Regions from separate parts of the Homo sapiens genome. Here region 1 is linked to region 2. The links are chromatin loops, found by intact Hi-C in ENCODE. Cell type or tissue: endothelial cell of umbilical vein. All regions are shown on one strand. Links, peaks and the distances in the headings refer to the core of each region. The heading gives the core; the rest is flanking DNA. Region 1 overlaps FRMD4A (FERM domain containing 4A). Region 2 overlaps FRMD4A (FERM domain containing 4A).

The links. A loop is a pair of places that touch in the nucleus more often than their neighbours do. Peaks named below come from ENCODE experiments on the same cell type or tissue, not always from the same donor. Only the 100,000 strongest peaks of a DNase experiment are listed, where the experiment ranks them.
Region 1: it touches region 2 in a loop (2.1-fold over the local background); 4 of 110 quality-filtered maps call a loop at or near these places.

The regions. Positions count from the first base shown.
Region 1 is chr10:13,827,596-13,843,394 of GRCh38, reverse strand. The region is part of intron 3 of FRMD4A (FERM domain containing 4A); the gene reads left to right. Among named protein-coding and RNA genes, the nearest start is that of FRMD4A-AS2, 160 kb to the left of the region's middle. In endothelial cell of umbilical vein, for the core only: no CTCF peak of the experiment used is centred there; a DNase peak (open chromatin) is centred at 8,274; H3K27ac peaks cover 2,690 bases.
Region 2 is chr10:13,938,036-13,953,834 of GRCh38, reverse strand. The region is part of intron 2 of FRMD4A (FERM domain containing 4A); the gene reads left to right. Among named protein-coding and RNA genes, the nearest start is that of FRMD4A-AS2, 46 kb to the left of the region's middle. RefSeq lists an enhancer at 7,354-7,854 and a silencer at 11,443-11,627. In endothelial cell of umbilical vein, for the core only: a CTCF peak has its summit at 7,776; DNase peaks (open chromatin) are centred at 7,914 and 8,724; H3K27ac peaks cover 2,414 bases.

The DNA.
Region 1 (15,799 bases), core at 6,133-11,132, 110 kb after region 2:
TCCATATTATTCCCATGTCTGAAGCAGTCACTCACACTCACACAGGGAGCAGAATCAAGGTGACTGATTGAAATCAGCGGTTCTCAAAGTGTGGTCCTAGACAAACAGCCTCAGTGTCACTTGAGATGTGGAAATGCAAGTTCCCGGTCGGCACCCCCAATATACTGAGTCAGAGGCTGGGAGTGGGTCCCAGCGATGAAGCCAGAATCCGATGCAGCATAGGCTGTCTGGAGCCTGCATACTTGGTACTGCATGTTGGATTAAGGCTGTAGCAGTTGAACACAGGGAAGAGTGCAGATTGTACACCTTTCTGGAGCTTCCCTCAGAGGCTCACAGGTAGAGGCAGCGTGATGCAGCAGTTCCCAGACTTTTTGATTTCAGAGACCAGAAAATTTACAGATGAAAGGCAGGTGGGGCTGCAGTCATTTTTTTGTATTTGCCAAGTCAGTATATGAAAAATATTATCATCTACTTTAGCCTTCATTTACATAATAAGAAACACCACACCAAAAAAGGATATGAAATCAGAATAAAGCACTGTCTTTTATTTTTATTTATTTTTTTTAGAGGCAGGGTTTTGCTTTGTCACCCAGGCTAGAGTGCAGTGGCGTGATCATAGCTCACTGCAGCCTTGAATAAGGACAGTCTTTTAAATAAGACACATTTAGCTTTATTGAAAGTTTACATAACATTTATCCTATTTTTCTCATTTTGCCGCTGACCAACAGAAAATATACCAGCACTTAAGAGCCACCAATGCGGGAAAAGCTCGCACTTTGTGCAAAGTCAGATCCGGTTTGAATTCTGTCTCATCTCATGTAGATGGTCTGTGGCCTTGGGAAATGTTTTTACCTTTATGAACCTCAACTTTCTCGTTACTAAAATGGGAATTATAAGTACCTTGCAGGATTTTGGTGAGATTTAGAGATAAGGAAACCAACCACCTGATCTCTGGAAGATGGGTGTCCAATCAGTGGGGGCTGGGACCATCAGAAGGCTGGCTCAGTGTTATTGACTGGGCTCATGCACGAATGAATGGCTAGCAGAGACAAAAGTTCATGATCTGTTTCCTCATTTATTTGAGACAAAAGGGACAGCTGAACTATTTTAAGCAAACCCACGTGTATGGACTAGACGACACTCAGAAGACAGGAAGGAGAGCATAGAAATGGGTCACAGAATCACCAAATTATTCTTGGGATAATTGTTTGGATTCCTAAAGTTCAACCAACCTTGGGGGTTTGTTGACCCCAAACCCCTCTGCCTTCAAGTGTTTGGAATCATTCAGAAATAATTCCAGCTGCTTAATAGCCTCTCTGTGACTGACAAAGCCCTGTTGTGAGAGGAACAAGGTATTGCAGTGTTACGTGCTGAGTGGGTGGGCAAGAGGAAGGATAGTTGTAATATCGCGGTGCAATTCTGGCACTAACCACCTGGAATTAATGCAGATTTCACAGGTTTAAGAGCAGAGTCCCCAACAAGATAGCTCTCAGTTTGGATGCCAGCTGCAAGGTTGGGGGTCCCCATACTACCTTTACTTTGATCAACTGGCTGCAAATATGAGGGTTCCTGTGACCTCCTCCAGCTCAATAATTTGTTAGAATGACTTGCCAGAACTCCGGAAAGTGCCATACTCATGATGAAGGTTATATTATATAGGAGGCTAGCCAGGGCCCACCAAATGAGGAGACATATTGGATAAGGCCTGGGAGGGTCCCACATGCAGAATATCTGTGCTGTCTCCTCCTGGAGTTACAGTGCAACACTCTCCTGGCACATTGATTCTTTTCACCAACGGGAAGGCTCCACTGAGTCTCAGCATCCTGAGTTTTTATTGGGGTTTCATTATGTAGGCATGATTGACTGAATCCTTGGCCATGTGATTGGACCCAATCTTCAGTCTCCTTCTCCTCCCTAGAGGTTAGGAGGTCAAGCTGGTCACACATGGCTCAAATCACATGTTTGGTCTTTCTGCTGATCAGTCCCCATTCCAAGTCATTCTCGTTAGCGTAAACTCAGGGGTGATCCAAAGGGTTCGTGAATAACAAAGATAATCCTATTACTCAGGAAATTCCAAGGGTTTCCTGTCTGTCTCCCCAAAATCAGGGACAAAAGCCAGTCAAATTCTTTATTTTAAAATAGTAGCTAATGGTGCAGGCATCCAGAATCTTAAACCTTGGCCTGAGATTGTTGAAACAAGACAAAAGTTAATGTATGAAGTCTCTACTACTCCCAAGCATGAACTGTAACATTAGACCACTTTTTAATTTCATCTACTTACTTATTTAGATGGGGGTCTCACTCTGTCACCCAGGCTGGAGTGCAATGGCATGATCACGGCTCACTGCAGGTTCAACCTCCTGGGCTCAAGCCATCCTCCCACCTCAGCCTCCCTAGTAGCTTGGACGGCAGACATGCACCACCATGCCTGTCTAATTCTTTTATTTTCTGTAGAGATGAGGTCTCACTGTGTTGCTCAGGCTGGTGTCGAACTCCTGGCTCAAGTGATCCTCCCACCTTGGCCTCCCAAAGTGCTGGGATTATAGGCATGAGCCATTGCACCTGGGCCTAGACCACTTTTTTTTTTTTTTTTTTTTTTTTTTTTTGAGACAGAGTCTCACTCTTTTTGCCCACACTGGAGTGCAGTGGTGCAATCTCAGCTCACTGCAACCTCCACCCCCTGGGTTCAAGCGATTCTCATGCCTCAGCGTCCCTAATAGCTGGGATTACAGGCATGTGCCACCACACCAGCTAATTTTCATATTTTTAGTAGAGACGGGGTTTCACCATGTTGGCCAGACTGGTTTTGAACTCCTGACCTCAAGTGATCCACCCACCTTGGCCTCCCAAAGTGCTGGGATTACAGACATGAGCCAACCCACATGGTCCTTAGACCACTTTTTAACTGTCACCATATTAGGCAGCTCCTACTGCCAGAACAAAATCCCATAGACTGGGTGGCTTAAACACCAACATTTATTTCTCACAGTTCTTGAGGCTAGAAGTCCAGGATCAGAGTCTCGGCAGGTTTGGTGTCTCCTGAGGCCTCTCTCCTTGGCTTGTGGACATCCGCCTTCTCCCTGTGTCCTCACTTGACCTTTCCTGTATACTGGAGTATCCCTGGTTCTCTTCCCCTTCCCAGAAGGACCCAGTCCTATAAGGACTCAGTCCCACCCATATGACCTCATGTAACCTGAATTACCTCCTAAAGATCCTATCTCCAAATACAGCACATTCTGAGGTATGCTGGGAGTAAGGACTTTGGGAATGAATTTTAGGAAGGCACATAGTTCAGTCCCTAACAGTGACCTCGAGCAAATGACCTCTTTAAGCAATTGTGAGGTATTAAGGCAGCAATGTGTGCAAAGCCACCCACCACAGAGCATCCTGAGACAGCCATGGGCCTCACTCCGTCATTTTTATAGGGACACACTGTGCTGCCTGGGATGGGCCTCTGCTTTCTGCACCTGGGAAGTCCATGCTTCACAGGAATGGTCTGCTCTGCTCTGGCTCTGAAGACAGCAGGCTCAGTGTTTCTCCAGGGAAAGTCGGGCCTCCAGCTGGGGCAGCACACGCCGGCTCAGACCTGAGTCATCACTCTGGTGTTAGGAGTCCACTCCTCCCAATCTCAAGCACTGCGGGACATGGCTGGTGGCTCAAGGCCCCCTTCCTTTCCTGAACCAGGAGCCTGTATGCCGTGAGCTATGATGTGGGCCTGGCTTGCTGAGCCTGGAGCCGGTGTGTCTTTCACATGACCATGTGGCAATCTGGAAAAGTCCATGTGTCTTAAGCTCTCAGTGTTGTACAAGCTGAAAGGAGAAAGAAAACAGGAGGACGCCAATGGTACCCAAAGCCAACTTAACTGGGGTCTCAGTGAAAACCTTAGGACTTTACAACTACATCTACAGATGCCCTCTGCATTACTCTGGTGCACGTTTTATGGCAGGAATCCTGTTGGCAGAGATGACCACAGAGGAGGATCACTCAGAAAGCATTTTCTCAAAAACTATAATTTCTTTAGTCTCCTGTTCAGGTGGATAATTAAATAAATGGTGATTTTCCCAAAATGCCTTTAGAAATGGTGGTCCTGGCTGGATGTGGTGGCTCACACCTGTAATTCTAGAACTTTGAGAGGCCAAGGTGGGAGGATTGCTGAAGGCCAAGAGTTCAAGAGCAGCCTGGGCAGGACAGCAAGACCCCATCTCTAAAAAACAAACAAACAAAAATTTTAATTAGCTAGGTGTGGTGGCATGCACCTGTAGTACCAGCTACTAAGAAGACTGAGGTGGGAGGATCACTTGAGCCCAAGAGTTCAAGGCTGTAGTAAGCCAAGATCCACCACTGTACTCCAGCCTGAGTGACAGAGCAAGACCCTATCTCTAAAAAAAAAAAAAAAAAAAAAAGGAAATTATTCTTCCAGCCAAGCCCTAAAGTCATATTAATCATTGCATTTATCTTAATCATCATTGGATGGTTTTTATTCAATGTCCTGGTTAAGGTCAGTATTTTAGACTGTATAATAAAGAAAACGGGCAATGTCCCCATCTCCCAGGAACTTACAGTCTAAGGTCCATATTGTAAGGTATGTAGCAAACAGAACATAGGCAGGCGCGGTGGCTCACGCCTGTAATCTCAGCACTTTGGGAGGCTGAGGCAGGCGTATCACTTGAGGTTAGAAGTTTGAGGCTAGCCTGGCCAACATGGTGAAACCCCGTCTCTACTAAAAATACAACAATTAGCTGGGCGTGGTGGCACATGCCTGTAATCCCAGCTACTTGGGAGGCTGAGGCACCAGAATTGCTTGAACCCATGAGGCAGAGGTTGCAGTGGGGCAAGATCGTGCCACTACACTCCAGCCTGGGCAACAGAGCGAGACTCAATCTCAAAAAAAAAAGGGAGGGAGGGGGAAGAAAACAGAACAGAGAGGAAGCAATGCAACAAACTGAGAAGCAGAGCAGCAAGAGACAAGTTTACAAAAGGAGATCATAAATGGCACATTGTGGCTGGGCGTGGTAGTTCATGCCTGTAATCCCAACACATTGGGAGGGCAAGGCAGGAGGATCATTTAGGCCCATGAGTTTGTGAACAGCCTGGGCAACACAGGGAGATCCCCATTTCTAAAAAAAAAAAAAAAAAAAAAAATTAGCTCTGCATGGTGGTGCACGTCTGTAGTCCCAGCTACTGGGAAGCCTGAGGCAGGATGGCTTGAGCCCAGGAGGTAGAGGCTTCAGTGAGCTATGATCACGCCACTGCACTCAGGCCTGGGCAACAGAGCAAGATCCTACCTCTAAATAACTAAATAAAGAGATAGCACGTTGTAATTCAGCAATCTTTCCTGTGATGTGTTAAATAGGGAGATGATTAGAGAAGAAAAGGTGTGCCCTGTTTTTCATGGAAAGGAAGGTTCTAGAAGAGCTAAGCCTGCTTTCTTCCTCCATCCCCTTAAGAGGTCTTCATTGGGCAGGTCACCATAGTAGCCACCAGATTCCTGATTGCTGTCATGTCATCAGAACAGGAAGCAGGAAGAAGAGAGTGAGGAAATGAAGGGAAGATAGAAAATATCGAACCCAACAGTTCTGTGCAACCAGAGATGTGTGTGTTAAGGGTACAACTTGCAGAAGAGGAGTGGGATTGGGATTGGATGGAGGAAAGCTGGGCGTAGTGCATGATGGTACAATATTCACATCTTCTTGTTGAATGCAAGGTTGCACTGTCAGTCAGTGTACCTGTGAACATACTGGTGCCCACAAAGAGATGAGATGGACCTTGAGTAATGACATTGCCTGAGTGGATAAGAAATTAGAAGCTGCCTCATCTGGCCAACTGTTAGAAAAAGTACAGTGGCTGCAAATGTGACCCCGTGATCTTTTGTAACTGCTGTAGTCTCCCCACTGCCAGCTTTCTGATCTGTGGAAAGCTCTAAACAGTTTCATTAAACAAGGTCAGGAATCTTGGCTGGAATTCTTGGCTTCTCAGGGCTTGTCATGGGAGAGGCCAGCACTCGAGGCCCAATCAGGACTCCAGAATCCAAGTGTCAGGGCCCCTGAACCTTGCTGGGCTCGGCCCAGTAGGCTTTGGGAGAAGTTTCTTTGCAGCTCACTGACCATATTAAGGGAGGGAGAAAGGCAGCAGTTAGGGCAGTTTAAACTGGTATTTGTAATTTTGGGTGGTTGTCTCAAAGAGCAACCCCCTTGAGGAAAGCATTTCTGGAGCCAGTATTTCCAAAAATGTGCTGGAGAGGGGTCTGCGTCAAGTAAGTTTGGGAAATGCCTCACCATCCTCACCATGTGTTCCCATGTGAGATGTGGGCACATTTGCTTAAGAACCACTGAGGAACCGGCCGGGTGCGGTGGCTCATGCCTGTAATCCCAGCACTTTGAGAGGCTGAGGCAGGCAGATCATGAGGTCAGGAGCTCGAGACCGTCCTGGCTAACACGGTGAAACCCCGTCTCTACTAAAAATACAAAAAATTAGCCGGGCGTGGTGGCGGGTGCCTGTAGTCCCAGCTACTGGGGAGGCTGAGGCAGGAGAATGGCGTGAACCCAGGAGGCAGAGCTTGCAGTGAGCCCAGATCGTGCCACTGCACTCCAGCCTTGGCGACAGAGCGAGACTCCGTCTCAAAAAAAAAAAAAAAAAAAAGAACCACTGAGGAACCCTGGAGTGAAGACCCCTGGTTAGTCAGTCTTTCCAGGCCCTCCTTGCCATGAAAAACCCTCCCTCCTGGGCCACAAACTCATTTTGGGGTATGTGACTTCTTCAGTTGTGGAGGAACAAGGACCCGATGTAATTAACACTCTGGGAAGTGCTATAACTGGCTCTGTCAAGACCATGTGAGACCTATTCCAGCTCTACTAGGGGTAACGGGTGGCTCCAAACAAGCCACTTCGCATTTCTGTTTCTCTGTTTCCTCCCCGCGCCCCCCAAAGAATTGTCAATTTCTGTACCACCTCTTTTTCCTTCCCAGGAAAACTACCAAGATCAAGGAAATGACATAAAAATGCTTTGGGCTGTGGTGTGACCAAAATGTCAGATGAGTGCTATGAGAGTTTCTTCCAAGACAGACTGATGTCCATCCCTTAAAGAATAACCAAAATCCTGGCCCGGTGCTTTGGCTCACACCTGTAATCCCAGCACTTTGGGAGGCCAAAGCAGGTGGATCACCTGAGGTCAGGAGTTCAAGACCAGCCTGGCCAACATGGCAAAACCCCGTCTCTACTACAAATACAGAAATTAGCCAGGTGTGGTAGCTCACACGTGTAGTCCCAGCTACTCAGGAGGCTGAAGCAGGAGAATCCCTTGAACCCGGGAGGCAGAGGCTGCAGTGAGCTGAGATCGTGCCACTGCACTCCAGCCTGGGCAACAGAGTAAGACTCCATCTCAAAAACAAAATCTTGAATTCTCTGCTGAAGTGTTTAGTGCCAGGCTCATAGTAGACACTCTCTAAATACTTAGTGAATTAATGAATAAAAATAATAATACAATGGTCCCCAACCTTTTTGGCACCAGGGACCTGTTTGAAGGAAGACAATTTTTCCAGACTGGTGAAAGGGGGAGGGGGATGGTTTGGGGATGATTCAAGCACATTACATTTCTTGTGCACTTTATTTCTATTATTATATTGTAGTATCTAATGAAATAATTCTACAACTTACCATAATGTCCTATCAGTGGGAGCCCTGAACTTATTTTCTTGCAACTAGACTGTCCCATCTGGGGGTGATGGGAGACAGTGACACATCATCAGGCATTAGACACCTGATGGAGCACACAACCCAGATAGCTCGCATGCACAGTTCACAATAGGGTTCATACTCCTATGAGTATCTAATGCCACCACTGATCTGAAGGGAGGTGGAACTCAGGCAATAATGCGCGATGGGGAGCTGCTATAAATACAGATGAAGCTTCACTCACTCTCCTGCGACTCACCGCCTGCTGTGGAGCCCGGTTCCTGTACTGGTCCGTGGCCCTGGGGGTTGTAGATTCCAGTAATAATATATAAGGACTATAGAACTATATGTAAAGGTATATAACCACATATAAAATGATGACTGTTTACATGCCAGGCATACAACCATTACCCTTGTAAGTTTTCACTAATTCTTGAGGACAACCGTAGGATAAACTGTTGTTATCTCCATGCTACTGTTGAGGAAACTGAGGCACAAAGAGTTAAGTAGGTTGCTGAGGTTCACACAGCTCCACGAGTGAAGTAACTGGGCTCAAAGCCAAGTTCGGCGGCCATCAAAGCCCTCCTCTTAACCATTACACTTGCCGCTGTGCTGAATGAATGCATTTTGAAAAGGATAAGAAAGCATATTTCTTTCTATGCATCCTAATGACCTCCATCTCCGGCCACCCCCTGGCAGCCTCACTCTTGGGTCTTAGATAGATGATATCATCATGACATGTTTTCCGTGCACGCTGCTATCACGGGGAATTATCTGATTGTCTGGAAGTCCATTTGCTAAAGTGGGACAAAGGGAAAAACTGGGCAGAGAAGAATTTCGGAGGTAAGAATGAGGTCTTGTGTAGTCAAGAGGGGAAATGTTAACCCTGTCAGCTTAAAAAGCCATGTGCCTCTGTCTCTCGCTCATTTAAATCACCCACTGTTAATAGCCTTCCTGGAAATGTGTCCCATGGCAACACAGGCTGGTCTCAGTTCCCTGTTCACCCCCTGTGGAGCCCCGTGCCTTGTTCTCCTGACGTGCTTTGTAATGCTGAAGATGACTCTCTGGACCAGAAATTTCAGACGCATCAATTTCGTCTTCCCTCTGCCCCGAGGGATGAAGTCAGTTCTTCAAAAGTTTTCTTTCTAACGTCAGGCTTTCAAATTCTGGTATCCTTTGACTATTCAGAGATTAATACTTAGAGGAACTCCAAGAAGCCTCCGGGGGAAGGGGCTTGATATCTCACCATTTTTCTCCCTCCTGGAGAAGAGCACAAAGGACTGTGCTCATGTCTGCAGGCCGGGTTTTATTTTAGGGAAGACGGGACTAATTTGTGTCCAGAGACCGGTTTCTTAGGAGAACTGGTTAGGCTGCCTGGCTGCTTGTTTTTTTGGTTTGGTTTTGTTTTGTTTTGTTGTTGGTGGTGGTTTTTGTTTTGTTTTGTTGTTGTTGTTGTTTTCTGAGATGGAGTCTTACTCTGTTGCCCAGGCTGGAGTGCAAGGGTACAATCTCAGCCCACTGCAACCTCCACCTCCCAAGTTCAAGCGATTCTCCTGCCTCAGCCTCCCAAGTAGCTGGAATTACAGTCACCCACCACCGTGCCCAGCTAATTTTTATATTTTTAGTAGAGACAGGGTTTCGCCATGTTGGCCAGGCTGGTTTTGTACTCCTGATCTCAGGTGATCCACCCACCTCCCCCGTGGCCTCCCAAAGTCCTGGGATTACAGGCGTGAGCCACTGCGCCTGGCCTGCTTGGTGTTTTTCAAATCAGCTTACACATTCCCAAGGAGGAGGACATGTCTCCTTCTGCACCCACTTTGGACTTAACTTTTAAGCGCCCAGACCCTGCCTCTGGGTCAGACTACCTGGCTTTGAGGCCCAGCTCCACTATGTCATAGCCGGGTGACCTTTAATATGGGAATGATCATAACAATAACATCTGCCTCATAGTGTTGTTGAGATGATTAACTGCAATTCTGTATAGATTAGTGGGCTCTTGTAAAGACTTACGAGATGCTAGGCATTGTTCTAAGGGCTTTCTCTGTTAGAAGGCTTTTGATCCTCACAACGCTCCAATGAAGCAGGTACTGATATTGTATTGACAGGTTCATTTAACCTGCCTGAAGCCACACAGTCAGTAAGGAGCTCCCAAATCTGGGCCCTTAACCACCGGGCACAGGGCAGATGCCCCATGAATGTCAGGAGTTATGTGGCCACTCTGTGAGCTCCTGAAGGTTGGTGATATGGTTTGGCTGTGTTCCCACCCAAATCTCACCTTGAATTGTAATAATTCCCATGTGTCAAGGACAGGGACAGGTGGAGATAATTGCATCCTGGGGACGGTTTCCCCCATACTGTTCTCATGGTAGTAAGTAAATCTCATGAGATCTGATGGTTTTATAAATGGGAGTTCCCCTGCACAAGCTCTCTCTTGCCTGCCACCATGTAAGACTTCTCTTGCTCTTCCACCATGATTGTGAGGCCTCCCCAGCCATATGGAACTGTGAGTCCATTAAACCTCTTTTTCTTTATAAATTACCCAGTCTCAGGTATGTCTTTATTGGCAATGTGAGAACAGTCTAATACAGTCAGGGACCATGGCTTCCTATGGCAGATCCATGGCACCCATCACCCTACCCAGCACGAGTGGGTGCTCGATAAATACTGTTCTGAATCCAGGGAGACATATGTGTGAAGGCAGACTGTACACGGAAAGGCATCAGCATTCTAATTACATCGCAAATATGCATTTCCCCACAACACAGTGATTCTTTCCAGATGCTCATTCCTAGTTGCACTCATTAGAATCAACCGATTCCCACTTTAGGAGGCTGAGGTGGGAGGATTGCTTGAGGCTAGGAGTTCAAGACCAGTCTGGGCAACATAGCAAGACCCTGTCTCTATAAAAAATTTAAAAATTAGCCGGGTGTGGTGGCATTCACCTCTAGTCCCAGCTACTTCGGAGGCTGAGGTGGGAGGATCACTCCCACCTACCCCCTGGCCTGCAGGCCTCACCCTCTAGTCCCCTAGGGGTGTGCTTGGAGATCTAGGCCATTCCCAGCTTCCTAGCAGGATCCCAAGAGTTCAAGGTTGCTGTGAGCTATAATTGTACCACTGTACTTCAGCCTGAGTGACAGAGTGAGACCCTTTCTCTAAATAAAGAAAAAGAAAAAAGAATCCACAGATTCCTCGACCCACCCAAGACCAATCAAGTCGGAATCCCGAGGGTGCCCCAGGCATCTCTGGCTTTTTAAACTGCCCCGCTGATTCTAATGTGCTCGCAAGGCTGAAATCACTAATTTAGAAGATCCAGGTGACATTTCCGCACAGACCTCCTGCTTCCTGTTCTGAAACCTCTCACTCTGGACGAAGCACGAGGGTCTGTTTGGAGGAAGGAATCCTAAGAGGGCAGTGGACAATCCTTGATGCTGGTATTGCTGTGGACACACGGGAAAGGCACTTCAATCAAGCAGCTAGAAAGGACAGCTTGGGATGCAGCTTGGAAGAGTGGCCGAGAGGGAGCAGCCGAAAGCAGGCAGGAAAAGCAGTGTCTGAGTTCACCCCCGGTGAGCTGGGCCGGCAACTCGGTTCTCTTGGTGTAATTCATTGGTTCTGCTGGTGTAATTGATCATCAGAGCCCACCTCACTCATGCACATTAGAATGGAAGTCCAGGCCAGGGTTTTCATTTTGCTTTTGTTCTGTTTGATTTTTCCCTCCACTCTGACAGAGGAAGTGAAAGTCTTGAAGATTACGTGCCAGCAGGAGATTGCTGTTGTTTGGCTAAAAAAGCCCTGAGCTCTTGGCCTGGATGAATTCTGATAGAGGCAGGAGTCCACCCAGCACTGTCTCCATTTTGGAGTAGCTCAGCCTCTCCCCCGGTGAATGCCTGGGTGTTCCCAGACAATGGCAACTGGGAGATCTCCTACCCAAAAAGGAAGCAGGATAAGGATGTAATGAGGATGTTGTTAAGAGGTTGGCATGGGGAAGGGAAATGCACAGTGGACGTGTGGAAGGAATTAACAAGCAGTAAGTAATAATTATGTGTCAAGAACTGAGTTACATGTCCCATACACCATCTTATTTAACTCCATGGTGTCCAGAAAGTTGGAGATATGATGTCCACTTTACAGAAAAGAAGCTGAAACTCTGGGAAGTGAAGCTACTGGGTCCTGATCCCACAACAGTTCAGAAAACCTTAATGCCAGTCCAAGTCTGTGACTTCAAAGCCTTCTTGTTTCCTAACAGCAATCTTAAGTTCTTATTTTATTTGTTTTAGAGACAGGACCTTGCTCTGTCACCTAGGGTAGAGTGCAGTGGTGCAATCATAGCTCACTGCAGGCCTCAAACTCCTACGCTCAAGCAATCCTCCTGCCTCAACTTCCCAAAGTGCTGAGACCTCAGGTATACACCACCATACCTGGCCAATCCTGGGATCTTCAGGCTGGGATTTGATGCCCAGGTCCCCAGATGAAGACCGGTAAAGTTGATGTCATCCAAAGAAGGTCAGAGGCATTGCGTTTGGTCTAAAACTCCACAGGGACTGTAGAAGTGAGCGTCCTGCCTCTCTGTGTGTGTGTGCCTCTTTGTCTAGCTAAGAAGTGTCAGGTCTGGAGTGATTTCTAAAAAGCAAAATTGGCCAGGCATGGTGGCTCACACCTATAATCCTAGCACTTTGGGAGGCCAAGGCAGGTGGATCACTTGAGGTCAGGAGCTCAAGACCAGCCTGGCCAACATGGCAAAACCCTGTCTCTACCAAAAATACAAAAATTAGCCAGGCCTGGTGGTGGGTGCCTGTAATCCCAGCTACTTGGGAGGCTGAGGCATGAGAATCACTTGAACCCGGGAGGCAGAGGTTGCAGTGAGCCGAGAATGTGCCATTGAACTCCTGCCTGGGTGACAGAGCGAGACTCTGTCTCTAATAATAATAAGCAAAACTTATGACACCAAGTACTCCTGTGCACACATACACACACACAGGGATGCTGCGTGACATGGAACATGAACATACATGGTCAGGCTTCCCATTTCTCTACACCTCCCGCTTTGCTTTCTCTGGTAAGTAGGGCAAGGCCTCCCATAAAGCCTTCAATGGCAATGCTGGGGTTACATTAACGTGTCGCCTTGTGCTGGTTCTGCAGGGGGCAGCACTGGTTAAAGGGAGCCACTGGAAGTGGGCTATGGATCCCACCTTCTCTGTTAAAACCATAGAACTCTGTGGCCCACAGTCAGGACAAGAACCTTGACCTCTCATCTTGGCTCAGGGCTCATTCAGAGTCTATAGTTTGGCTTTGGAGAAGCTCTGGGAGAAAGATGCATGCTTGCTGTTTTTTCACCTTCTTGTTCTAACGCTGTCGCCTTCCCAATTCCTTGACTCCTTCTGGAGTCTGTCAGAGGGGCTGGAAAAGCAGCAGCCCAGACAACAAAATCTCTTTTGTGCCTGTGACCTGGATGGTAGTGACCCTTCCTCCTGCAAATGGAGGGAAGGAGGGCCGAGGAGGGACAGCGCCCTGCCCGATGGATGCTCTGCCTGGCAGTCAGTGACACTTGTGGCAGTGAGGTCATGGCCTTAGATGATTTCTCTCTCTGCAGACTGACACACTGTTATGAATGTAAAGCGCGTTATCTCCTCCAGAGAGAACATGTAAGGCTAAGAGAAAGGAAGAGAGAGAGAGAGAGCTAGGGCATGTGGGGAAGCACACAGTCAAATCCCCAGGTGAGGTCACTGCTAGGATCCGATCAGGTGCCAGCGACAGGAAGGGGTCAGAGGTCTTCTGCACTGCATGCAAATCATTTCCTGAAAAGTCTTCAAGGTCAGTGTTTCCAGTGGCCTGGCCAGGCCCCCGATTTATTTTGGTGAAACACTTATGGCAAGAAGAGTCAGGCAGGTGACAGAAGCAAAGATGGGGATCCATGCCTTTCTCCTGGCTCTCCTGAATTCCCACAGATGGGTCTTCCCTGCACATGTTCAGCTCCACTTACTAAGGGTGGTTGGGGCTAAAGGTGATGGACCTAGGCTGCACCCATATCTACAAATAGAGGTTTCCAGTGGTGAAAGACAGCCCTGAAACCTACTGAGAGAGAAGGCATCCCTAGCATTAGGAAGCATTGAATTGAGCAGGAGTTAGAACCAGCAGGACATATGAAGTCACTGAAGGCTCCTGTGAAGATTGAGAAGGGCTTGGACGTGGGAACAGAACTCAAGGGAACACTGGTTTTTGCTTTTTGCCTTTTTTTGAGATGGGACCTCACTCTGTTGCCCAGGCTGGAGTGCAGTGGCACAATCATGGCTCACAGCAGCCTCAAACTCCTGTGCTGGGACCACAGGCACACGGCACCACACCCAGCTAATTTTTTTATTTTTTGTGGAGATGGGGTCTCACTTTGTTGCCCAGGCTGGTCTCGAATTCCTGGCCTCAAGGAGTCTTCCTGCCTCGGACCCCCAAAGTGCTGGGATTAGAGGTGTGAGCCACCATGCCCTGCCGGAAGAATGTTTTTCGTTTTGTTTATCAATGTGAAAGCTTCTCCTGCTAAAATCCTATTCCACCTCACCATTCACTCCTTCATTCATTGATCCATCCAGGCCATCATTTAACACTCACCATTTGGGTGAGGCTTGGATGTGGAGAAAGGGGAATGCTTATACACTGTTGGTAGGAATGCAAATTCATGCAACGTCTATGGAAAACAGTATGGAGATTTCTCAGAGAACTAAAAACCAAAGAACCATTTGACCCAGCAGTCCCATTACTGGGTATCTACTCAAAGGAAGATAAATCATTATATCAAAAAGATACCTGCACTTGTATGTTTATCACAGCACTATTCACAATAGTAAAGACATGGAATCCACTTAAGTGTCCATCAATGGACACTTGGATAAAGAAAACGTGGTGGCCTGGTGCAGTGGCTCACGCCTGTAATCCCAGCACTTTGCGAGGCCAAGGCGGGCGGATCACCTGAGGTCAGAAGTTCAAGAGCAGCCTGACCAACATGGAGAAACCCTGTCTCTACTAAAAATACAAAATTAGCCAGGCATGGTGGCACATGCCTATAATCCCAGCTACTCGAGAGTATGAGGCAGGAGAATTGCTTGAACCCAGGAGGCGGAGGTTGCAGTGAGCCAAGATGGTGCCATTGCACTCCAGCCTGGGCAACAAGAGTGAAACTCCGTCTCAAAAAAAAAAAAAAGAAAGAAAGAAAGAAGAAAACATGGTATACATATACAATGGAATAGTATTCAGCCATCAAAAAGAATGAAATCATGTTTTTTGCAGCAACGTGGATGGAACTGGAAGTCATTAAGTGAAATAGCTCAAAAACAAAAAGCCAAATACACATGTTCTCACTTAAAGTGCACACGTGGACGTGGAGTGTGGAATAATAGACATTGGTGACATGAAAGTGTGGGAGGGGGTGAGGGATGAGAAATGACCTAATGGGTACAACGGATGCTATTTGGGTGATGGATACACTAAAAGCCCAGACTTTGCCACTGCATAGTATATCCATGTAGCAAAACTGCACTTGTACCACTTCAATGTACAGAAATAAGAAAAAAAGAGATGTGGATAATACCATCCCTGCTTTCAAGATGTTGCCATCCTTGAAAAGGCATGGATTTAGAAAAAAAGATGGAAATGTGGTAGGACAGTGCCTCAGACGAGGCCTGCTGGAGCTTGGAGCACTCTGAGAGCCCCGCCATGAGCAGCTGAGCAAGGCAGCTCTCTCTGCAGAGGGGCTACAGAGCGGGGTCTTGCATAAATGGTATTTGGGCAGTAGAGACAGGGGAGGGGCTTCGAGCCCAAGGGGCTCGGAGCAGCCAGACAGCAGTTGAGCCCAGCATTAAAGAGCAGGGCTCCCCGAAGCAGGCAGGAGCAGAGGGGCCCCTTCTCCCTCCTCCTCTCCCACTCCTCCTGGCGTGCGGGCCTCACCCTCCAATCTCCTGGGGGTAGGCTTGGAGATCTAGCCCATTCCTTGCTTCCTGGCAGACTTACAGACTGCCGGAACCTCCGAACCCCTCTCTCAGATCCCAGGGCCCTTGGCTCAGCTCATCTGCTTTTGCTTTCTTGACCGTGATTTTCTGAACATTCCTACCTCTTGGCTTATCAGTCTGCAGGAGGCTGTTTCG
Region 2 (15,799 bases), core at 4,944-9,943:
TGGGTGCCTGAAACCTCGAATAGTACCAAACCCTATATACACTATATATACATTACTTTGGATAAAGTTTCATTTATAAATTAGGCATAGTAAGAGATTAACCACTATAACTAATAAATTCAACAATTCTAACAATATGCCAGATTCGTTGCTCTTGTGCTTGAGGCTATTAAGTAAAATAAGAGTGACTTGAATATAAGTACTATGACCTCAAGACAGTCGATCTGGGAACCAAGATGGCTACTAGGTGACTAGTGGGTGAGTAATGTGGACAGCAGGAGCTAGACAAAGGGAGGGTCCATGTCCCAGGCGGGATGGAGTGGGAAGGTGTGAGATATCTTCACACTATTCAGAATGACATGCAATTTAAAACTTATGAATTCTTATTTCTGGAATTTCCCATTGACCATCTTTGGACTTCGGTTGACCCATGGTTAACTAAAGCCTTGGAAAGCAAAACTCTAGATAATGGGGGACTATGGTATGTAGTTATCACTTTCTTGGGGGCATCGTGCCATAGCTCCCTTTAGAATAAAAAGGGAAATGTAGATGTTATGGGAAAATGTTCACAAGCTAAGGGTAGATGAGAACAAAAACAGGACACAAAATTGTTCCTGCAAAGCAACCTGAGTTTCACAAGGGGAAGAGCATCTATATGGAAGAGCCTGGGAGGAAAACGGCATTATCATAAAAGCAGGGGCCTTTGAGTACTTCCCATATGGGCTACAGGTTCTGGAGATAATTTAGTCCTCACATCAGCTGGTGTAAGGTAATAGCTATGACCACCATCCTCATCCTACAGAAGAGAACTACTGAGCGTTAAAGTTTACATAATTTGGGCCGGGCAGGGTGGCTCACACCTGTAATCCCAGCATGTTAGGAGGCTGAGGCGGGTGGATCATCTGAGGTCAGGAGTTTATAGACCAGTCTGGACAACATGGCGAAACCCCTTCTCTACTAAAAATACGAAAAAAAATTAGCCGACATGGTGGTGGGCACCATGGTCCCAGCTACTCGGGAGGCTGAGGCAGGAGAATCACTTGAACCTGGAAGGCAGAGGCTGCAGTGAGCTGAGATCATGCTACTGCACTCCAGCCTGGTTGACAGAGTGAGACTCCATCTCAAAAAATAAAAAATTAAAATTAAAAAATAAAGTTTACATAATTTGCAACTACCTCTCAGTAAGAAGAGACAGAGCCAGATTTGAACCATCATGCTTCTAGAATTTCTGCTCTTTGACATATAGCAGTTATTTTGGGGTAGGAATTACAGGTACATTTTAAATTCCTTTCACTTTTTGGTGTCTTCTTTTTTTGTTGTTGTTTTCTTTTTTAGAGACAGGGTCTCGCTCTGTCACCTGGGCTGGAATGTAGTGGTGCCATCTTAGCTCACTGCAGCCTCCAACTCCTGGGCTCAAGTGATCCTCCATCCTCAGCCTCCCAAGCAACTGGGACTACAGGTGTGTGCCACCACACCTGGCTCCTTTTTAAAAATTTTTTTGTAGAGATAGGGTCTTGCTGTGTATCCCAAGCTAATCTTGAACTCCTGGCCTCAAACAGTTGTCCTGCCTCAGCCTCCCCAAGTGCTGAGATTACAGACATGAGCCACCACGCCCAGGCAGCCACTCCATTTAAAAAATAATAATAATAAAAATAAAAAGCATATATTACTTGAAAAATCAGAAAAAAGAGTATAAAAAGAAAAAAAAACATACATCATGGGGAAAGTCATACTTCCTTCATCTTGGAGATTTTAAATTAAACTGGATTTAATTGGCTCTGAAACAAGCCCCTTCCCAATGTAAGATGAATATCTTAAAGAACTTCTTAAGAACTCCAAAACTTGAAAAAGCAAAGAGAACAGATATTTGCCCCAACCACTTCTCTGTAAAATTTTAGATTGTTTATTATTATTATTATTATTATTATTATTATTATTATTATTTGAGACAGAGTCTCACTCTGTAGCCCAGGCTGCAGTGCAGTGATGCAGTCTCAGCTCACTGCAAACTCTGACTCCTGGGTTCAAGGGATTCTCCTGCCTCAGCCGCCCAAGTAGCTGGGATTCCAGGCGCCCGCCACCACGCCTGGCTAATTTTTGTATTTTTAGTAGAGACGGGGTTTCACCATGTTGGCCAGGCTCGTCTTGAACTACTGACCTCAGGTGATTCACCCACCTCAGCCTCCCAAAGGGCAGGGATTACAGGCATGAGCCACCACGCCCAGCCAAAATTTTAGATTGTGATACCTGATCACCTTAACATTTGTCCTGTCGATCAGCACAACTCCCCGAAATGTGGCTGGTTGGATCCCTTCATCTGTACTCTCCAGCCCTTCTACTCCACCTCTTTCAGCAGCTTTCTCTTTCAACTTTCCCCACTTCTTTCATCTTCAATATCTCCCTCTGTAGTTTTCCTTTGAGTCTGCATTCAAACTTAGATCTTCCCATCAATCTTAGAAAATACGTTCTCTCAAGCCTGCTACGATCCCAAGATGGCGCACTACCTCTCTCCTTCCTTCCCTACTAGCCATCAGGTGCAACTCACTCTTCCTGGCGCCCCGCATCCTCACCAACCACTCCATATGCCCTCATAACCTTGACCTCTGCTCCTGCTGTCCCTCCTTCCCCGAAGGATCACCAATGGCCATTCGGTTGTCACACCCACTGCCATTTCCCCATCTGCCTCAATGTTTCTGTAGCTCCTTCTGTGGAAGCACCCAGCACCCTTGGCTTCTCTCTCCCGGCCCTAGCCTGCCCTTCTTCCTCCTTCTCTGAGCCTTCTCATTGCTAGTTTCTCTTGCTCCTCATCCCACCTAAATGAATAAACCCAAAGAGGAATTCTCAGTCTTGTCCTTTTCTCTCTCTCTACTCCCTTCGAATCTCAGTATTTTTTGAGCAGCATTATGTTCTTGTCTTAGCTTATCTGTGACTCTCAAATATAAGGGAAGCTTCCATTCTCCATGGCAAGAGAGAAGATAAGTAAACAAATAAGCAGGATAAGGTCATCGGGGAGGACTTCCTGACATGATGACATCTGAGCTGAAACCCAAATGAGGAAAAAGAATGAGCCAAGCAAAATTCTCAGGAAAGGACACAGGGAAAAGGGAAGCGGGCGTGCAAATGTCCTGAGGCAGAAACGAATGTGGCACATGGTGGGAAGAGAGGGAAGACAGTGTGGCTAGAGTATAGTGAGTAAAGGGGAGGGTGGAAGAGAGAGAGGCTGGAAAGGCAGATTCCTCCAGGAAATCTTAAGTCCCCACCTCACTTGCTCCTTCTGTTATCCTACCTGGTCCATTCTGCCTTGTCATGGCATTTTTTTACAATTATTTACATCATGTCTTCTATCTCCTACCCTACCATAGGCACCTCTAGTGGGAAGATCAGGTCTTACTTGTTTTTCTGTCCCCTCCAGCGCTAGATCAACACAGTGTTAAATTAGTTGAATTTCAGTGGAGGAGATAAGACAGAAATGAAATCTGTGAAGATTCAGACTTTCCCAAGTTAAAACCAGTCTTGAGTTACAGATCAAGATGATGCCAGAAATAACATCACACTGAAACATCAGTCAAATGTAGTCATCATGGCAAAGGCCAAATGTCCCTTTCTTTTTTTGCCTCCGCCTGCCTGGGAATTTAGCATCCCCTAAAGCCACTCATCTGGGACAGGATTTTAGGGTGTGTACATGTTTTTCATCTCCACAGGACCAGCTGTGTGTGGAGGAGAATTCCTAACATGGGCTAAGGTCAGACCAAATTAACCCCAAAGACTCCTTCCCCAGCAAAGAGTTGTGAAGTAAGTCAGTAATGTGGCTAATGAAAGAAATATTTTCTGAGATGTTGTGATCTGTCATAAGAAGTGTTGATTCTTGATGACATGGAAAATGACTAACATCTTATTTCATGCATTCCAAAGAGAAAAACCCACAGATGTGAGTGCTGCTTTCCATACCCCAGTGCTTCTGAAACAAGACGCTGAGAAATCTCCATGGTTTAGGGTGCAGCTTGAGCCTTGTCAGAAAACCTAGGCTCCAGTATCAACTCGGTAGCATTTATTAACTGTGTGACTTGGGATGTCCCTTACACACTCTGGCTCTTAGTGCCCTCGTCTATAAAATAAGGATTTATAAAATCTATCTAATAGTACTGATGTGAAGACTAAAAATTTGTGGAATTGCTTTGTAAGTCATAAAGGGTCTTACAAAATACAAGTAATCTCAGGCTTTTGAAAAGTCTTGGCAATATCAATTCTGGTCTTCCATATGTGGAGCTACAAGAACAAAATATTCCCAGAGTTCTTTTTGATTAAGTATGGGCCTAGATGTGAGTTTTTAAGACCCATGATGTATTTCCCAAATCTGGAAGATGAATACTAAAAGAAAACTCAACTTGAAGTCATGTATAAATTCCTGTGTGAACTAAACTTCGTGTAAGTAATCAAAGCTGTACTTGAAAAGTTAACTTTTAGAAAATGCAAGTAGAAAACTTCTCATTACCCCATCCTATTCTTTCTTTCTTTCTTTTTTTTTTTTTTTTTGATCACTAGAACCTAGAACTTGGGAGCTCGTCTCACAGATTCACCCATACCAGGGCCAACAACGTCTTTCACCCTGATTGTCAATAGCAGAACCTGCCTTTACTGAGTTTATCGATCTTGAAAGTGAAAGGCCTTTAAAAGTGGTTACACAGTCACTGAAGACCATCCATTGGCATGTGTTGAATTGTATTTATTCCATAAAAGATTTAATCAACAATGAAAATAAACAAACTCCAGTTCCTAAGCACTCACAACTGCCCATACTTTAGGTAGCTTGAACATGATTGCAAATGCCATAATATTTGAATGATCAAATAAATTGTTTGCATTTTAACTTATTAAAAATCCTCTCGGCTGGGCGCAGTGGCTCACACCTGTAATCCCAACACTTTGGGAGGCCGAGGCGGGCAGACCACGACATCAAGAGATCAAAACCATCCTGGCCAACATAGTGAAACCCTGTCTCTACTAAAAATACAAAAATTAGCTGGGTATGATGGTGCGCACCTGTAGTCCCAGCTACTAGGGAGGCTGAGGCAGGAGAATCGCTTGAACCTGGGAGGCGGAGGTTGCAGTGAGCCGAGACTGTGCCACTGCACTCCAGCCTGGGTGACAGAGTGAGACTCTGTCTCAAAAAAAAAAAAAAAAAAAAATCCTCTTTTCCATGGGCTTATCAATTCTCCTCATCCCCACCACCTGCTCTCTGCTCAGACCCTTTTTGCCCATGCTGTACCCTAGAGCTGCCTGCAAAATGCTCCTAACCCCTCCCCATCTTCATCCAGTCATCTTCACCTTCATTCCGTTTATCCATCATTGTATAAGTCACTTGTCTGCTGAGATATCAGTACCTTTAGTGGCTCTTGATTGCCTATTTTAGGGCCAAAGATTTCAGCAGCAAAGACCTTTGGCAGAATTCTATACTAAACTCCGAATATGTAAAATAGATTTCAGGCTGGGCACAGTGGCTCACACCAGTAATCCCAGCACTTTGGGAGGCTAAGGAGGGAGGATCGCTTGAGCCCAGGTGTTTATCATTGCATTAAGCTATGATTGTACCACTGCACTCCAGCCTGGGCAACAGTGAGAATCCTGTATCTTAAAAATATATATATATATTTCAACATGACATTTTAGTAGCATAAGTGAATAACATTTATTTATTACAAGTCCATTTAATGAGAACCATATTTGCTTGCACAATAACAAGAAAATCCTGGAACACACTGATAAGGTGTTTTTTTTTTTTTCAATTTACTTTTTATTTTTTATAGAGGCAAGATCTCCCTATTTTTGCCCAGGCTGGTCTTGAATCCCTGGCCTCAAGCGATCTTCCCACCTTGGCCTCTCAGTGCCGGAATTACAGGCATGAGCCACTATGCCCCGCCTGATAAGTTTGTTTTATTTTTTTGCTTATTTTTTTTGAGTGGACATGCACAGGCCAGAATATTTGAAAAGGACAGGACAGAGTTACTCTTCTTGACTCTGGATGACATGGAGAATAACCATCCAATGAGGCATTTGGGAAAGTTTCAAACAGATCCAAAGTGATGGCAGAAGGATCTATGTTCTTTACCAAGACATGCAGGAGGAGAAGCACAGATTAAACACTGGAGGCTTCTGCTGTACTATGGCATGTATTTGAGTGAAAATGTTAGACATGGTGTATATATATGTGTGTGTGTGTGTGTGTGTGCACGTGTGTGTGTGTGTATGCATGTTGCATGTGTGTCTCTTTTATAAATGATAACTAAATCCAGTTTTGACAGACTCCCCTAGGCATCCCGTATGACCACAGATCTTGGTTTGGTCATCCAAGACCTTCCCAACTCCACTCCATCTTACCACAGAGAGGGGTAACTGAGTGCCCTGGTTTTAAGTCAGTGGACTCTGCAACAAGCTCCCCTTGTTTAAAATCCCACTCAATTATTTACTGTTTGTGAGATTTTGGGCAATTCAGCCTCTGTGTCTCAGTTTCCTTGTCTGTTTAATTGGGAATGATAGCGGTCTGGTGAAGATTAAGTGTATATAGAGAGTGCTAATATCTCCAAACTTGCCTCTTTCTCCTAGCGCATCCATAGCATCCACGTAGTCAACTGCTCTATTCCTTGTCCCCAAAACCCCTGGGACACTCAGGTCTCCGCTTTCCTACCTGAAGTGTCCGTAGCCTGGAAGGCTGCAGGCTAATGCAATTCTTCCTTTCAGGTGGTTAGATTCCTACCCAGCCTTTCAGACATGCCTTGATGGAAGGTTTCTGTGATGACCTTACATAACCCACAACAATCTCCTCTCTGAAGTCCTACAGCTCAGGTACCTTCCTGAAGCCTCCCAAGCTTCCCCATATGAGCGCTCCTCTTGTCTATAATCATTTGTCCCATGTCTGCCTTCCTCTTCTTTGTGCCATAAGCTCCCCGAGGTCAAGTCTGCTGTTTATTGAAGCATGGCCAGCTCACAGCACTCAGCCAGGTATAGGACAGGCATCGAGAGATAGACACATGGAGACAGACAGACAGACACACAGACAGAACACATCACCCATTTGACACACACCTTACCTTGCCAGTTCTTTCTTTACAACCTTTATAGGCTGGCCATGCTGGTCTTCAGTGGACCAATCACTTGGCAAGGAGAAGGCGAGTAAAAGAACAGAAGTGGAATTTGGAAGATGTGAAAGCAAAGATGAGAAAAAAAGAAAAGATTGGGCAATTTTCCCAAGGTAAAGGATCACTAAAATGTGAGTTGGTGGCCGAGTCTACACCAGAGTTTCCAGACTGACCCAAGGGAGTGGGATGTGTTCAGTGTCTAAAAGACACATGTACATGACTTGGGAAAGTTGCATTAGGTAAATAAACAAGTGACGATGACATAGGAGCACCTAGAATTTTTTTTATGGTGAGAAAACACTCCCTTCTCCTCCTGAAGTCTCTAGCGTTCGCTGACTTGGTTGACAATATGGCTGAGGTAGGGACAGGGATTCTGAGTAACGAGCACCTCTTTCAACTTCCTGGTTCTAGCCTTAGCCCTCAGGGCATCAGAAAGATTCTTGCGTTCAGGGAAGCATCTGCCTAAAGAGTCCAGCAGAGTTCATTCTCCTAGCTCTGAGGTGCAGGAAGAACTTGCATGTGCCTCTGACTTCACTGGCTCTCCCCAGGCATCTGGGTCAGGAAAGGGACATAAACCAGTGGCATCCCTTGATTGTCCCCCTTTTGATCCCAACTCATAGTTGTGAAGTCCATAATTATTCCACAGAGGGGCAGTCCTGTTTTTTACTTCCCTAACTACGTGCTGGTGCATTGCTCTGAGACGCAAGAAGGCAACTCCTAGGGAATGTGTAAATAATGCCTGTGCTCTGATTGATGGCTTTGTTTGCAGCCAGAGGAAGTTGAAACTGGGGCCTCTGACCCTGGCCTGGTCTGGCTTCTTCCTTGAAGCCTGCAGTCATGAGCAAGGAAATGAAGGATCACTTCCTGGGGATAACTGGATCAGGAGAAAGCAACAACAGCCAAATGCATAGTTCCCTCTCACTGTTTAAATGGGGAGGTGGCAAGATTTCCTGGGGTGACCCTGGCTCTATAATCAAGTGAGCTTTATTAAATGGCCGCATGGAGCATGTAAATTCTCCCAGCCCAGCTTATATAACACACTTTGTGAGAGGCGGAAACCAGTTCGAATTTGAACCTCTGCAGAGCCCTGCCTGGTAGATTTGCAGACAGCGGTGCCCATGAGACATCTGAAACTTTACGACTACATATTTAAGCATTTATGAGACTTGAACTGTGTTCCATTAAAATGGAAAAAAAAACTGCAAGGAAAAAAATCCTGAGACTTCCAGCAAGGGTAATTAGCCCCAAATGTTTCATAAAGGATTTGATAGCATTCTGGTTGTAAGCCCCTTTCCCCGGTCTGTCATAGGAGAGAAAGAGAAGAAAGAAACCTATTACAAATTCACCATTACTTAAAAAAAATCACATGACAAAACCAAGCAGCTGGACCCAGGTTTAGAAGAAGACTAACCATACAGACCCTATCCCAAAGTGACATTAAAATTTTACTGGAGAGAAAATATTTAAGATATGGACTTGGTTGTTTTTGTCATACCTACCAAAGAAATCCCTTCCTTTTTATGCCCCTGTTCATTCACTCAACTTCTTCCCTTTTGTTTCTAAGTTTGGCACTAGTCCGGCTGGCTTAGTGCCTTCCAACCTCCCACCAGGCCTGGGTCTATTTCTCTGTTACTCCCATTGTACTGTTGCTGGTGGAGAGACCGGAGGGGCGATCACTGGAATAGGAGATGTCCACGTAAAGCCAGTGTTAATCCCTGCCTAGGTGACATCACATAAATATGGCTCAACCTGATCACACTGAACTCCCCATGAAGAGGGCCACACCACAGGGTTCCCATCAGGCTATGTCTGGCAAAGACTCAGCTATTCCGTGTTCTTCATTGGAAGGATAAGAAGTTGCTTTCTATCTGACACTGTGTGCACAGACAGAGAAGGCACGTATCATTAGAATGTATTTTTTAAGCCTTTCTTTTTTACGGAAGGAACTTTCAGAATGATAAGTCAGCAAATGAGGCAGCATTAGTATGCAGAAATAGCTACAAATATATAACAGAAGAGTTTTCTATCTAATGTCAGGGAAAACACCTTGAATCTTATGCAGACCTGTCATGTTCTGTTGAAGGGTGTATGGTCCCAGTGGTCCCCAACTTTTTTGGCACCGGGGACCTGATTCATGGAAGACAATTTTTCCAAGGACTGAGGTTGGGGGATGGTTTCAGGATGATTTAAGCACATTACATTTATTTCTATTATTATTACATTGAAATATATAATGAAATAATTCTACAACTCAACATAATGTAGAATCAGTGGGAACCCTGAATTTGTTTTCCTGCTACTAGATGGTCCCACCTGAGGGTGATGGGAGACAGTGACAAATCATCAGGCATTGAATTCTCATAAGGAGCATGCAGCCTACATCCCTGGCAAGCACAGTTCACGAACAGGGTTCGTGCTCCTGTGAGAATCTAATGCCACTGCTAATCTGATGGGAGGTGGAGCCCAGGTGGTAATGTGAGCAATGGGGAGTGGCTGTAAATACAGATGAAGCTTCACTCTCTCACGGCTCGCCTCCTGCTGTGCAGCCAGTCTGTGGCCCAGGGGTTGGGGATCCCTGCTACATAAGATCCCCAAGAAATAAAGAGACAGCTCTGATGGTTTAGGTATTCACCTGCCCAAAGACAGACCTGGACAGATGGTCTCTTTTGGTTTGTCCAACTCTTTAATTCTGTTGTCTCTGAATGGTAGGAACATATCGAGTGCCCTTACTGATGGCCGGAGTTATTTATAGTCTCATCTTTTACGCTGTCACCTTGAAGGTGCCTTTCTTCCCACTGAGCAGGGCCACTCTGCTCCAGTTCATCTGAGTCAGACTTTCCACAGCAATTTATCCGATCCACACCAACCTATTTCCATACCAAGTATTTTTAAAGACATAAGCAATATTTGGTTTCTTTGTTATCTAAACAGAAGGAAAATCATTTGCTTTAAAGTTACATGCAAGGTAACACTCTTTGGTGTGGGTCTACTTTTCTTTCTTTCTTTCTTTCTTTTCTTTTTCTTTTTTTTTTTTTTTTTTTTTTTTTTTTTTTTTGAGACAGAGTCTTGCTCTGTCGCCAGGCTGGAGTGCAGTGGTGTGATCTCACCTCACTGCAACCTCTCCCTCCCAGGTTCAAATGATTCTCCTGTCTCAGCCTCCCAAGTAGCTGGGACTACAGGCACGTGCCACCACGCCCAGCTAATTTTTGTATTTTTAGTAGAGACAGGGTTTCACCATGTTGGCCAGGCTGGTCTAGATCTCTTGACCTTGTGATCCATCCACCTCAGCCTCCCAAAGTACTGGGATTACAGGCGTGAATCACCGCACCTGGCCGATGTGGGTCTCCTTTTCAACAAATTATCTATTTTTGCTCAATTATCTATATTTGCTGCCTTCCAACCTCCCACCAGGCCTGGGTCTATTTCTCTGTTACTCTCACTGCACCGTTGCTGGTGGAGAGGCCTGAGGGGAGACCACTGGAATAGGAGATGTCCACCTAGAACCTTATGCAGACTTGCCTAAGTTTCCTCTTGTGTTCTTGTCCTGGACATCTTGCCGTGTGAGAAAGCACGGTTCCTCCCAAATGTAATTGTAATGTGTGATATGAAATGTATAACTCGCAGTTTTAGAATGACAACATTTTATAATCTATGAACCACCTCCCCCTTTCTATGATCAGATATTTCATGAAACAAACCACAAGACGTCTTGCTTCTCTCAAGGAAAATGAAATCAAAAGACATAGGTCTTTTTTTTTTGCCTTTTTGTTGAGATGGAGTCTCACTCTTTCGCCAGGCTAGAGTGCAGTGGCACAATCTCGGCTCACTGAAACCTCCACCTCCTGGGTTCAAGCAATTCTCCTGCCTCAGCCTCCTGAGTAGCTGGGACTACAGACGCGCGCCACCACGCCCAGCTAATTTTTGTATTTTTTGTAGAGGCAGGGTTTCACCATGTTGGCCAGGATGGTCTCAGTCTCTTGACCTCGTGATCTGCCAGCCTCAGCCTCCTAAAGTGCTGGGATTACAGGTGCGAGCCACCACGCCTGGCTAGATCTCTTTTTTAAAACTTTTCTTTGCTATCTGGAAATAAGACTTTCTGTTTTTGCACAATACCACAGATCCTTTTAAAATGATGTAAAACAATTCATTCGTACCTTTTCTAGGGGCTTGGTCAGCAAAATGCCAGCCATATGTCTTGCAGACTGTTCTAATGACAAGAGTCTGGGCTGGCCTCAGACCTGCTCCAGTGTAGCCTTGAGGGCCCGTAGCTCAGTTATCTCTGTCTGATGACTTCAACTTGGGCTTGCCTTTCAGAAGGGAGGCTTCTTTTGTTCACAGAGCTCAGCCCCCATTGCAGGTTCGCCCTGGCTGCTCTCCCAGGCAGTACACAGGGAGGGGCCCATCATTGCAGAGACATCTATGGAGATGTCAAGACAGTGCCTGCGATGAAAGGGAGCGCTCATTAGTGCCTTTAATGAGGCTTCCCCAGTTTCATTTGTGGCTGAATCAGAAACTTTCTGAATCATTTACCCTGTGGCAGAGCAGTTTTCAGACATGAGAAAGGATAGGGTCCCTCCATCACAAAGAAACCTCCATGAAAACTTGACACCATTAAGGGCCTGGAACAGGGCGCGGTGTCTTCAGAAAACCACACCTTCCCACACCAAGGAGGGTAGCTGGAGTGACCGCTCTGGAAGACCCTGTGGCTTTTCTGCTGTGGTCCACCATGTGCTTCCCTCATATGGGCACCTCCCAGACTCAGGGCAGTTCCAGACCAGGGTAAAATGTAAAACAGATCTTACCAATATAGTAGAAAAGAGAGGCCTCACTCCATTCCAGGGCCAGCTAGGAGGCTGTGGCCACCTTCTCTCTAAGACTTTCTGTTTTTGTGCAAAATTCAGAGATCCATGTAAAGTGATGTCAGGGAAGCCATTCACACCTTTTTTAGGAGCCTTGTTTAGCAAAATGCCAGCCATGTGTCCTGTAGACTGTTGAAATGATAGGTGTACAGTCAGGCCTGGCCTGCCCTTCTGTCTGAGGGCAAGCACAAATCCTAACTGTAAGTATAATTCTATCAGCTCAAGCCTCCAAGTAGCACCAAAGCTCCTCTAGTTAACCTGCCTGGTGTCTACGATCTGAGACTCTTCTCTTACCCTGTTTTGTTTTGCTTTGCTTTTTGAGCCTTCATAGTTCCTTGGGCTGCCATTTTTTGACAAAGTAATGTTATATGTTTGGCTTTGCATACACACTGTATTAGTCCGTTTACACGCTGCTGATAAAGACATACCCCAGACTGGGTAACTTATAAAGAAAAAGAAGTTTAATGGATCATAGTTCCATGTGGCTGAGGAGGCATCACAATCATGGTGGAAGGCAGAAGGCATGTCTTATATGGCAGCAGACAAGAGAGAATGGGAGCCAAGCAAAAGGGGTTTCCCCTTATAAAACCATCAGATCTTGTGAGACTTATTCACTACCATGAGAACAGTATGGAGGAAACCGCCTCCATGATTCCATTATCTCCCACTAGGTCCCTCCCACAACACCTGGGAATTATGGGAGCTACAATTCAAGATGAGATTTGGGTGGGGACACAGCCAAACCATATCACACGATTTGCATTTAACTAAATTGGACCCTTTCAAGTCCCATGGTTCTCGGATACTAGGATTTCAATCCTTGCTCTCTTTCCCCGTCCTCTTTCTGAGTTCATTAGAATCTTCCCATCCTGCTTCTTCCTTTATAGTCAGTAGCACCAGAGAGTAGAGAATGAATCCTAGCCTGGCCACTGACCAGCTGTGTGATCATTGGTTGACACAACCACTCTGGCCCATGGTTTACCGGAGGGTTGGACTAGGAAATCGTAAAGACATTTCTGAGCTGTAACCTTCCATGAATCTATAGATAAGAAAACAGTATTGGGCTGCTTGGAAAGATAAAATGGAAGCTCTATCAAGATGCTGTTGTCCACCCAAGGACATCTTCTCTTGACATTCTCATCCCATCACTACCCGGGTCAGCCTCAATTCCTCAATCCTTTCAGAATCCACTTAGTAAGAGAGTTAACCTTGTGTGAAGAAGCAGTGATAGCGCCATTCCTGTTGCAGGCTCATAGCACGGAGGTTGAGATGGAGAAATACCCTCAGGCCTATACATAGGCATTATTCAGAAATCTAATTTTAATACAAGACCATATTTTTAATAGGACAAGAAATAACATGTATGGCATCCAATTAAATGTAGACTCCTGTCTTTTGAGTATGAAATCAACACAACATTGACTGCTGTCCTCTCATGGAAGTAGACAGTAGGAAAGACCTCACATTCTAGCCCCTTACACTGCAACAGTTGACATATTCCTAAATGGAGAGTGAGGAAAGGTGAGGAGGGCTGGATTTGACCACAGGCCTTGAAGAAGTTGACTGCCCATGGGAAAAGCCAATCTGTGACCTTGAAGAAGTCAACCCATGACCTTGGCCTCAGTTGACGCTGCTCTGAGTGAAGCATTGTCAGACCCCCAAGGAAGCACGTACTGAGAAACATGACTTCACTCCATGAGTACTTGGGGAAACTGAAAGGGTTTGTGCCCTTCAGTTTCCCCAAGTACTCATGGGCTGTAGCAATGTTTCTCACTTCCTAACCCATAAAGCCAAATGGCTCATGGTGGACCGGACTTCAACAAGTATTAAGTTGTTTTCTCACATTTATTTCAATCAAAGAGCTGCGCTGTTTGCATGGCCAAATAATTGGAAACAAATACCTTAATACACCTTACAAATGTGTATCCCTTTGCACTTTAGAAAGCAACTTCAACTATCAGGACAGTGAGCTTTGTTTTCCAACTAAGGTGATGAGATGGGAAAACCTTTTTGCTGCCAGAATGGGAAATCTGATTTAACAAAGACTAGATACTGACTTCCCTTGTGGCAGCCCTGTTGAAAAGAAATGTGGCACATCCAGAAGTTGTCTGAGAGGGGGTCACTGTGCAGTACTGATTATTCTTGTTGTTGTTGGCTCTGCAAAGTAATTCCAGGATTTTGTTCCATTCTATATTTAGTCATGCCTGCTATTAAATTAGAATACTTTTATATCATTGACCTTTGACATATGGACATTTTTCTGGAGGAAAAAATAACATTCAAACTCTCATATTAATGTTGGGAAAGTACAACCCTCAAAAATGTGGCAGTTTCTAAAGAGCCAGGAACTAGCCAATCAGAAGTTTATATTACAAATAAATCCCACTCATTATGCCAGGGAAGCATGTCAAGCATTGGCAGTTATGCTGGCCAAGCTAAAATGCTTCCTGAAAAATTAGAATTCCCAAATAATGCATTACAGCTTTTACCTTATGAAAAATAGAGGAAAATTGCATTGGTAATCTCACCATAAAATAAAAAGTAGATCCAAAATATAACTAAAATCATGTGGTTAACAATTTTCAAAACCTTAAACGCTCTCCAGGATGGTTTCACTCCCTAATCTCACCCTACATTGATTAATCCCAGGCAATTTAGAATAATGTGAACCATACGGTTGGTACTGGCGTTGAATTCCCTGCAGCTGTTTCAATGGTCTTGCCTTACCGTGTAGCTGCCACTTCCTCTTAACCCTCGGGTTTCTCAATCTTGGTACTATTGACTTTTCAGACCAGATCATTCTCTGCTGGAGGGTGGGGAGGATGGTGCTATTCTGGGAATTCTAGGACGTTTAACAGCATCCCTGGCCTCTATCAACCGATGCTGGTAGCGCCTTCCAGGTTGTGACAATCAAACATATCTCATGATGTTGCCTTGGACTATTGGTACTTGGTACTATTGACATTTGGGACCAGGTCTTTCTCTGTTGGAGGTTGGGGAGGACGGTGTTGCTCTGGGCATTCCAGGATGTTTAACAGCATCCCTGGCCTCTACCAACTGATGCTGGTAGCACCTTCCATGTTGTGACAATCAAACATATCTCCTGATGTTGCCAAATGTCCTCCACTGGCTGGAGAGCAGAGGTGCAAAATCACCCCTAGTGGAGGATCACTGTTAACCCTTCTGTGCCCTGTATAAAGCTTTGCCAGGATTTTGTGCTGGATAAAAATGTAATAGTATACTCTATTGAGGCAATAGAAGAACAGAGCAAAAAGTAGTTCATATAAAACCACAATAAGAGTCTGGGCACAGTGGCTCATGCCTACAATCCTAGCACTTTAGGAGGTTGAGGTGGATGGATTGCCTGAGCTCAGGAGTTTGAGACCACCCTGGGCAACATGGCGAAACCCCATCTCTACTAAAAATACAAAAAATTAGCCAGGCATGTTGGTGTGCGCTTGTAGTCCTAGGTATTCGGGAGGCTGAGGTGTGAGAATCGCTTGAACCCGGGGGGCAGAGGTTTCAGTGAGCCGAGATCATGCCACTGCACTCCAGCCTGGGCAACAGAACAAGACTGTGTCTCAAAAACAAACAAACAAACAAACAAACAGCAACAACAAAAAACACAACAAGAATGCTTTCTGAACACAAGGAAAACTTCTAATACTGAGAGTGCTTAATAATGAAATGCATTCAATGCTATTCTATTATTTGAAGGTCTTTAAAAATTAGAAGATTATCTGTAGTGGTGGTTTAGGGGCAAATAAATAGCACAGGTTTCTCTTAAATTCCTTTTTCAGACTTTTT